2 separate regions of the Homo sapiens genome follow, and region 2 is linked to region 1. A link is a contact called in ENCODE Hi-C data. All regions are on one chromosome and are shown on one strand. The core of a region is the stretch at or near the end of the contact, and the rest is flanking DNA. Distances in the headings are between cores, read along the strand shown.

What was found. A loop is a pair of places that touch in the nucleus more often than their neighbours do. Pooled maps may share reads with other maps.
Region 2: a map of GM12878 shows a loop between it and region 1 (7-fold over the local background). The contact joins two enhancer-like sites. A Hi-C loop is called at or near these places in 1 of 168 maps with a recorded cell type or tissue (GM12878), 30 of 37 single-sample maps with no recorded cell type and 8 of 50 pooled maps.

What each region holds. Positions count from the first base shown.
Region 1 is chr5:88,733,091-88,738,164 of GRCh38, reverse strand. All of the region lies in intron 6 of MEF2C (myocyte enhancer factor 2C), which reads left to right. Among named protein-coding and RNA genes, the nearest start is that of GSCAR, 38 kb to the right of the region's middle. RefSeq lists enhancers at 1,590-1,639, 2,772-2,871. Within about 2 kb of position 3,729, at least 9 of the 41 ENCODE cell types and tissues checked have a DNase peak (open chromatin) inside an H3K27ac peak, as active enhancers do; they include GM12878, where a contact is called at or near this core.
Region 2 is chr5:89,342,488-89,348,011 of GRCh38, reverse strand. The region is part of intron 7 of MEF2C-AS1 (MEF2C antisense RNA 1); the gene reads right to left. Among named protein-coding and RNA genes, the nearest start is that of LINC02161, 240 kb to the left of the region's middle. RefSeq lists an enhancer at 5,122-5,171. Within about 2 kb of position 4,156, at least 3 of the 41 ENCODE cell types and tissues checked have a DNase peak (open chromatin) inside an H3K27ac peak, as active enhancers do; they include GM12878, where a contact is called at or near this core.

The sequences.
Region 1 (5,074 bases), core at 2,480-4,979:
AAGGCTCTGTAGGGTTGAGAGAACTCTTAACAGAAACATTTTGAGTAGAACCTAGATTACTCTGCCTTATCTTTTTTTTGTCCCCAACTCCTGGATGCCTGTAAACCTTTCTCTCTGCGCTGCCTCATTCAGACATCATTTCTCATGTATTCTAGAGCAAGGCGTTCTAACTAGCTTCTCTAACAGCAGTCCAACCCCCTTTTGTCTCTCCTTTCCACTGCCATCATTGTTCCTTTCCTAACACAAATTTAATAAAGCTAACAACTAAGAAGCTATCTTAGGCACTCATTTTCTAGAGTATAAAATTTGGTAAAAGCTTAGTATAAAGCCTACAGTGTAAAGTTAACATAATCTTAGAGGTTCATGTTAGCCAAGCCTTCTTTTTCAACTTCGGAAAACTTTCTGCTCTTCAAGATCCATTGTTTCATCTTCAGAGGAATGCCCCTCCTTCTAAACTCTGAGATCTCTCTGTCCTGCATTCCTTCTCTCCGCAAAGCCTCTCTCTGAACCATCTGATAAATTCCTGTTCACTCTTAATAGCCACCCTGCCACCATTCTTTTCCCTAGGATACCATGCAGCTTATCTTTTGGTGAAAAGTTCTGTATGAGTAAATTAGTATTGAGATTTACCTTGATATAACGACAACCTGTGGCAACAAATACTCGTCAGTGTGGAAGAAAATATCAGAGACTTCAACTTTTCATTTTCATTAGGGAAAATGTCTGACTTGTTTAATTCTACCACTTGCAGTTAGCTAAGGTAATGTGCTGTGAAATGATTAACAGGTGCAACAGGTAGAAAAGACGCTTTAATTAACTCTCTATAAACAAATTTAGTAGGTGGGCACTTACATGATTTCCTGGCTTTCATATATATGGTAGATAAGCAGTTTGTCTCAATAGTGTACTTGGTCATCAATTTGCAATCATTATCTAAAATATAAAATTTTCTCAAGTAGCATAAAGAGAAGAGACCCTTGATGTTTCAATTTAACAAGTTACTCATTACATTTTCAGTTCTCACCTCATTGTCCCTCAATAACTTACCTTTTAGTGCCTTTCCTGAATAATTCTTAATTTTTCTAGCATATTCTATATATCTATTTGTGAAGCACCTGAAACATATAAAGAACTAGTACTCTGTGTATTATCGCTGCCACTAATTGCAGCAGAGGGGAGTGAATTCAGTGTGGGCTGAAGTTGTCTGAAAGGCATCATGAAAGAGTTGGAACTTTAGTTGATCCTTAAAAGATAAATTTGAATTAAACAGGAGAGCCAATACTGCCAGTTATTGAACTGCTAGAGCAAAGATTTGCATATATTCCGAGGACCATAAGGCAGGCTGTGACCATTGGAAATTAGGTTTCATAGATAGAGTGTGTCAACTGTAGACAGTTCTGAGAGCCAGGCAGGGCACTGACTCAACTGTGTTAAGCACTCATGTATGAAAAAGGAACATGATGGAAGTAGCAGTTCAGAAAGACTTCCTTGAGTGGGTTGGTTAGCATCACACAAATGCACAAAAGTTTGCATACAGCTTTAAGGAACTCCTCTGAAGGCCTGAAACTCCTCTTAAGGCCTGGTGAAGAACCCCTCAAGTAGAGACCAGAGGCCCAGATGGAGAGTTGCTGAAATATTTTTTTTTTTTTTTTTTTTTTTTTTTTGAGACGGAGTCTCGCTCTGTCGCCCAGGTCGGACTGCGGACTGCAGTGGCGCAATCTCGGCTCACTGCAAGCTCCGCTTCCCGGGTTCACGCCATTCTCCTGCCTCAGCCTCCCGAGTAGCTGGGACTACAGGCGCCCGCCACCGCGCCCGGCTAATTTTTTGTATTTTTAGTAGAGACGGGGTTTCACCTTGTTAGCCAGGATGGTCTCGATCTCCTGACCTCATGATCCACCCGCCTCGGCCTCCCAAAGTGCTGGGATTACAGGCGTGAGCCACCGCGCCCGGCCGAGTTGCTGAAATATTTATTCAAATGGTGATGGAAGCCAAAGCTAAGATGGTGGCAGTGGAAGTAGAGACAGGCATTTCTGAAGAAAAATGAATAAGATTTGGTATCTCATTGGATATGGAGATGGAAGGAGGAGAGGGGATAATAGAAGATGACAGTTTGGTAGATTAAAAAATGGTTATGCCAATGGCAGAATTAGCCATGGTCCATAGTGACTAATTCTGTTTATGCTTATTAGTCTTATATGCTTGTATTCATAATTCAAAGTCCTAGAAAAGAAAAAGAAACAAGTGAAGAAAACTCAAAATGCCTAAACATCCAAATAAAAGAAAGTTTCAGAACTTTGAGCTCAAAGAGAGCTACATGTTCAAGTGAGCTCTGTGAGACAAGGCAAAATGCCTTCCTCATAATATCTTAAGCCAGGAATATGTTCTTTGAATTTACGACTTCTTAAAATAGGAGTCAATAAAAAAAATGCAGCAAGTGTTTGCAAGTTAACTGGGGAGAAAAATGTTTTTCTCCTAACACCACATTCAAGTTCTATGTATTGACACTAATATGAGTATATACAAACTTGTAACCAGAAGAGGTAGATTCTCTAATCCTTTATGTAAGTTAACTCATATATGCTTAAATTTGTTATTTTTATGTAAAACAATATTTTTAATCAAATGAAACTATAAAACAAACTGACTCTAAAGTTGGTCTGTACTTCATTTTCTTATAATCTATAATCAGGAAATCCATTCACTCCTGCTTTATAATTTTTGTGCCTTTAAGTGGTCAGAGGAATGTGACATCTGCATACAGTCACGTCTAAATTGATAATTGTCCAGGCAGAGGGTAATTTTAAAACATAGCATGAAAAAAGGTTGAATCCATATATTAGAAGGTTGTTGAGAGGTGGTGTTTCCCACCTCCCGGACCCCTGAATTTAAATGCGACCATTCTCTTTGGTGAATTTATCTTAAGGTGGGACAACAGGCTCAACACAGGCCGCAGCATTCTGAGTGAGGAGGAGGCTGCGGTTTCCCAGCCGGTTTAAATGCAGGCTCTTCTTAGCAGTAAACCACACGCATGTATTCATCATTGATTTTCAAATCATAGGTTTCTATATCACTGGTTTAGGATCCACAGTCTTGCATTCCTGAATCTATATTATGTCCAAAGAATAACAATTTGGTGGCTGGAAACAGAAATGGTTATTATACGGCTCCAAAATGCTAGCTGGCACAATATGCTAAAAACAGCAGAAATTCACTAGCAAAAAGCAGAATTTATTTGTTCTTAAAAATAACTTGATGCTCTAAAAATATGAATTTAAGAAGTGTCATCATGGTTCAAAATATTTTACATTTCAGTATGTAAACACCTTAAAATATGTGACTAATCTTCTAAAATGGCGTAATTTCCAAATAACAGGAAATATTCCAAGAGAAAAATAGAAGGCTTTTAAAATCAATTTTTTTAGTTTTGAGGTATTTACTGAATGAAAAGCTACAATGTATATTTACTTTTTTTTCCCCTACTGCTGCCCTGAATCACTGTTTAAAATGTGGGCAAAAAGACATAGGCTTTGTTGGAATTTCTCAGAGAGTTTACTGTAGAAAATGCTAAAAAAAAAAAAAAAAAAAAAAAAAAAAAAAAACAAACTTTTCTCAAGGCCTCCGTGAAGCATTTCCATTTTCGCACACTGGCCCAGTGCTTGTCATATCACAGGACAACACATTTCACGAAGCGGTTTTACTTCCTTTTAGCAAAATAACTCCTCCATGCAAACCAGTATCGGCATCTACCGAGCTGGGGTTTTAGTTTCTTCTGATCTATTCAAGCTTCATTGCACTGCTTAACAGACTTTTTTCTCCCCCTTCTTTTGAAATTACCCAGCTAATTTTCCATTTGATTGTTTATATAAACCAGATCTCACACAGGCTTAATAGATAAGTGACATATGTCTTCAGTGTGTCCATCTGACCTTCAGCTGACAGCAAAGTATAGAGCAGAATTGACCTTGATGTTCTTATTCTCTTTTTATCCCGTAGAATCTATTAATTCAAACTAAGTTCATAACATATTCACAATAATGATTCAGGATGACATATTAAATATAAAACTCCTCTAAGCACTCCATTTTGTCAAGCTTTTTTTTTTTAAGTGAACATACTCTCTTTTGTTTGTTTTTTTCTTCTAGTGAGAGGAAGTAAATGCATTGTTTTATGTAACAGCTTTTGCCATGGAATACTGTTCGAATTTACTGTAAAGAAAATTTGGGGGTTTGTCATATTTATCTAGCTTTAGAGAATTTGGCTAATATTCCAGAAGTTTTCTTATAGAAGGGAATTGATATTCAGATTCAACCAACATTTCTTAAGTGAGTCCTGTCACTTAACACACGTTTTGGGGGTGTCCAGTTTGCTTTATTTTTGTTTTTTTGCCCCAGGAACTGGGATAATTTTATTCATAATCCAATTGACAGACTTAATCTTGTAGTTATTTGTTATATATTCAGCCTGTTTATTCATGCATAAAATGAGACAGGTAAATGAATGGGATATGAAGAACAAATCTGCTTTATACAGTGTGCCTCAAATATATTTTGCTTCTAAAGATGTTCCCATAAATATCTCCTGAAATATACCTTTGCTCTGCCTTCCCAGTTCCTCATGGCCTCTATCTCAGGCCATCAAAGTAGTCTCCAGACTGGTCCACACTAGCAGGCCTTACTAATTCCTGAGTATACCAATGCCAGTAGATCTTTCTGACCACTTAGAGGTCTGTGTCATACCTCTACTCTGAAACTTTCATTTCCACCATATAAACCCAAGGACTTTTAGCCTGGAATTTGAGATCTCCACAGCCCAACCCCTGCATCCCTCCAGAGCCTCTGACACCCCTCTCTTTTCACGGGTCCCCTTCTAAACAGGTTCCTCTCAGTGCCCCTTACCATGCTCTTTAAACTCCTACCTCAGCCCTTTCCTACTGCCCAGTCACAAGCCTAACATATCTTCCTATGGCCTTTCTTTAAGGCCCTCATCAATTCCTGCCTCTTCTGTGAATCTTTTATTGGATCACCTCTTCTCTCCCGGGAACTCAATAACACTTAATCTGGATTACTCTGCAGGC
Region 2 (5,524 bases), core at 2,907-5,406, 610 kb before region 1:
CAGCACATGGAACTAGAGTCCAAACAGAAAGCAGTGGTCTTTCCAGGCAGACAAAAAAAAAAAAAAAAAAAAAAAAGGCGATGGGAGTTCGGGAATACCAAAGTTGCCAGAATTTGTAGAGTACTAGAAAGCAGAGAGCAACATAGAGAAGGCACCTCAGGCATCGGCAAAAGGGTCCCCTTCAGTCATTGGCCAAATAATGTGCTATATATACACAAGGCTTGAGAAACCACTTACTGAGGGACTGTGAGATGAATTGCAGAGAGTACTTAGTGCTAAACAGGTTGGAGTGAGACTACTCACCGAAAAACCCAATTATTCTATTGAGATCCTAGAAAGTCATTAATGGTAGGTCAAGTCTACCCCTAAAGTAAGGGATCTAGACCAATTGTAACAAAGCCTGAAAGTAAGCCTCAACAGGATCAAGTTGAGCTGCCAGCAAATTGACTGCCTGCTAGAGCAAATCTCAACATTTTAAAAGAAGACATTATAATTTACACTGTAAAAAATATAGTATCCACAATATGCAAAATTCAATAAAAATTTACTAGATATACAAAGAATAATTTTACAATGTAACTCATAGCCAGGAGAATTTGAGTGAATAAAAACAAACCCATGCATAACCCAGATATTGGAATAAGCACACAGTGACTTTAAAATAGTTATTATAGGCAAGGTGCGGTGGCTCACGCCTGTAATCCCAACACTTTGAGAGACCAAGGCAGGCGGATCACAGGGTCAGGGGATCGAGACCATCCTGGCTAACACGGTGAAACCCCATCTCTACTAAAAATACAAAAAATTAGCCGGGTGTGGTGGCAGGTGCCTATAGTCCTAGCTACTTAGGAGGCTGAGGCAGGAGAATGGCGTGAACCCAGGAGGCAGAGCTAGCAGTGAGCCAAGACTGCACCACTGCACTCCAGCCTGGGTAAAAAGTGAGACTCTGTCTCAAAAAAAAAAAAAAAAAAAAAGTTAATATAAATATATTCAAGGATTTTTTAAAAACAGATAATATGTGAAATGATGGGAAATCTCAACAGAGAAATACAAACTAGGAAAAGAAAACAACAAGTAGAAATTTTAAAACTGAAAAATAATATAATTGTAGTAAACATCTCAAATGCATGGGCTTAACAGCAGAGTGGATATTGTATAAGATCAGCTAATAAAACTGTCTAAAGCACACAGAGGAAACCACTGAAACAGTGAGTTAGGGCACAGTGTCAAGGGTCCAATACGCATGTGATAGGACAGGAGACAGGAAATGACAAAAGCAATCATGGTGAAAAAAATCTGAGCACTGCTCAGCTTTGTGTGGGAGGAATTGACTGGAAAGGAACATGAAAGAACTTTGGGGAAAGACAGAAGTATTTCATATTTTGATAAGTATGTAACACAATTGTATATACTTGCCAAATTTCATTGAACTACATACTCTTAGAGTCTGTTCTTTCTATTGATTGTAAATTATATCTCAATAAAAAATAGAAGAAATCCGAGGGACAATGACCATCAGTTAGTATCATTACCTGATCTAAGCACGAAAATACTGGCAATTACCTTGTCATTCATGAAATCTTGTATAACTTTAGCTCTCACTTTAACAAACTGTTAGTTTCATCTCCTCCCTTTCTGCTTTTTTACAGCCTCTTTCAGTGATCCTTTTCTTCATCCCACTGTTAAACATTCATATTTCTAAGTTTATGTCCTTTTCCATATTTTATCCCTACTTTATGCATTCTTTCAAGGCCTAGGATATGCACAATGCAGGTGTTTAGTGTTTGAGAGATTGACGAACAAATGGACATATAAATGAATAGATGGGTGGGTGGATGGATGGATGGATGGATGGCCAGCTAAATAATGAGTACTCTCCTGGCTATCCAGTCATTCAATTTATGTGCCAAGTACTCTTCTGGGTGCTGAATATACAATTTTGATCAAAGCAAAAAAAAATCCTGTTTTCTAATGTTTACATCATAATGTTTGTAGTACAATCTTGGTTCAACTGTTAAGTTCAGACTCACATAATTTCTCAAATAAGGGCATACCTACCTTCAATTTGTACCCTCTAAGTCAATGCCAGAGTAAAATTACTAAGATTTATATATGATTTGTTACTTCTATATAAAATCTTTTTGATATTTAATGTCCATGTGTTTATGCACACTTTTTGGCATGTTCAACCACATCCTACCTTAACATTCTATGTTCTAGTCATATAACAGTTTTGCTGTTCACCACTCTCACTGTGTGTTTTTACATAAGGTGTTCATTCAGTCTAGAATGTCTTCTTTCCAACTACCACCCTCAGTGTTACCTATCACAATTCTCATTCATTTCCCAAGACTGCTTAAACGGTCTCATTGATATTTTCTTGACCTTCCAGACAGAGTTAAGGTTTTCTTCTTAAGGGTTTTTTCAGTCCTCCCTAGTTCTCTGTGTATAGGTTTGTGTCTATAAGCTGGGTGTTGGTACAGGTTACCCTGCCATAAACAAAGCATGCAATGACATGTAAGAAAGAATACAGTAGAAAAATTAGGGGTATTTGGTATTATTACCAAATAAGGCACTGGGTATCCACAAAATCAAATTCATGAGGGAGCAGAGGGAAGAGTAGAATATAAGAAAACAGAAGTGGGATCCAGTGTTCCTAAGCAAAGATCTCTGAGGACAGTCTGCAGCCAGCTATCAGGTACAACAGGCTGGGCTCCTCATCCACACCCAGGTCCCAGGGATAGATGAAGGAGCACCTATACCTTTCAGGGTGGGGTACAAAAAGCCTACAAACCAATAGCTGGCTGATCAAAATTTTTACAAAGATCATTAATGACCAAGAACACTGGGAGCGAGGAATATTTTTTGCCTCAAACACAGAAAACTCATGACAAATTTTGACTTCTACTGAATCCTCAGCAGGCCACAAGAATAATGTTACCATTGAATTGGCTATGTAATATAGGCAGCTGATATGGGCTAGTTTGGGAACATAGGCTGATACTTTCTCTCAAAAGGAGCTTGTTTTATTTGTTGTAGTAAACTTGTTTCTCCATTTAGGCAATGAGGCCCTCAAAGGCCATGTTAAGTTCTTCTCTACATCTACTACCATGGATGGCTTATTGTAGGCACTAAAAATTGTCTTTTAATAATAAATTAACAGTTTCCTGCAAGTAGAACAGTATTCACAAAAAGCTTTCTTTAGTCCTTACACATTCATTCTTTGTTTGGAATTGTGATAAGTTTTGTTGCCATGAGAACACATTGCCAATTAAAATTTTGTTGAGAAAATAAAGATGTCACATTCAAATATCAAATAAATAGGTCACCTCAAACTCAACTAATAAGTTTTGTAGTGCATAGATAAATAATCTTTCTCTATTCTATTTTTTCATATCACAAATGATTATTTTAATATCATTTATAATTATTATCCAAATGCACAAAGTCATTTTTCACCCATGATAAGTGGAATGGACTTCCTAGACATTTCAAAGCAGTTCCCATGCCATTCAGTAGCATACAGATTCAAGGAGGTATTAACAGATGCATCACATGAAAATAAGTTAGCCATCCTGATCTCTCTCAAAGATTCTCAATGCATTTTTACATACTAAAGGCTCCAAGAAGTCTATGTGGGGAGAGATTGAATTTTAACTCACAGATCTCCAAACAGTTTATCACAACACACTTCTTTTATGACAAATTATCAGCCTTTGGAACACTGCTTTCTGAGGATAACAGTTTAAGATATTTCTTCTGAAAAATAATAGCTGTTTTCTTCTAGGAAGACATGGAAATATATATAGTGAAATTATAATAGACTTTGGAATTAGAAGCTATAGGTTCAAATCACCCAAACTTGTTGTGACTCTGTCATCCTGGAAAAGTTCTTTAACTTCTCTGAAGATTATAAAGACTGTCTCACAGGTATAAACTGCTCAATAAATACTGGTTTTATTTTTCTCACTTTACAACACCTCCCATATTCTGATAATGGACCAAGTACCGGGCTGTGGGCCCAGCTGGGGGTTAACATCCTTTAAACAAGTGGTGAGCCTAGCTTGTAGCACCTGTTCTTCTCGTGAGCCAGGTGGGGCATAGTGATATTGAGACTAGCAAAAGATAAGTGGGGAAGTGGTTATTCCACCCACACATTCTCACATGTTGCAAAATGCAGCTGGTGATTATTCTCTCAAGAGGAGTCTACTAGCATGAATGCCAATGAAAATAAGTCCTTGGGTCCTGTTTGGCACGTGTGCCTTAATTACTGACCCCCTACTCTAGGGAGGTCAACAAGAAAGAAGGTCTCTTCTTTTCTTTGCAACGGTATGAAAATGAAACAATCATAAAATCTGGCAGGAGAGTTAAGGTTAATAATTTTCAAAGAGAGTACTTGGAGGTTTCTTTACACTATAAGCACTATATAATCAAAAGTTTTCTTTTTCTGTATTAAACTATTCAATGTTAGTTATAGATCAAAATATTAAGTGTGTATTAAAACTTTTGCATTTTATAAAGTCATGAATAGATATGTTTTCCACAAATTTTAAACAGATGAAGCTTTAACCTAAGAACCTTTTTTATTAGTTTCTTCATTTTAGTTTATCCTAAGAAACGAATAACTAGTAGAGCACCGACAAACATTTTGGTGAAAGGGGTATCCCTGATTAAAATAGAGCTTCAGCTCTCTATGGACACATTGTTCACCCTCTCCCTATCTCACCCCCACCCTACCTACACTCCATCCCAACCCATGGCAAACTATAAGCCAAAACACATACCATGTAAGCTGTTTCTCCTTTAGAACAAACTTCCTTGGTCAGATTTCCTCACAAATTGGTTATATCTTCAGAAGAATTACAGCAAATTGAGGAATACAAATTGAAACCCACAAAAGACTGAAAATTAAATGTTTAAAAATAAAACTACATTTTTTTTCTTGGAAATCTAGAGGAATGTCACAAGATTCAGAACTCACATATTTCTAGGGACTAATTCTGTGGTTGAACCTAATGTCAGCTATATTATGGTTGGTTGGGTGACTCCAGGAGGAATGAACACCTGAGTCAGGAAGATGCCCAGCAAACTCTACAAATGAAAGGCAACACAGCAGCATCATGCATTCTTTTTTTCTCTTTCTCTTTTTTGTAATAAGAATGTGAAGTAGTTCCAGATGGTGTGCAAGTGGCCAGACTCAAACAAGTTACTAAGCTTGTTGGCATGAAAGAAGCTGCTTAGTGGTGACATACAAGTACAGAATCCCCACAGTCCTGCTTCCTGGTGAAACTGGAGAAAACAAACCAACAATAGAGAAATGAGTACTGTAATTTATCTTGGAGGCCAGTTAGGTTGTTTATCCCAAACTACATTTTGATTCCAGTTACAGTTTAATTATGAGTATTTGTTCTCTAACAGAGACTAAACAAAGGGTAACTATTTTCTTTTATCTTTTTCTTTGTTATGAAAATTTCAGTTTCATGTTTGCCTATCCTCTCTCTTTAAATAGTATCTTATACTATGT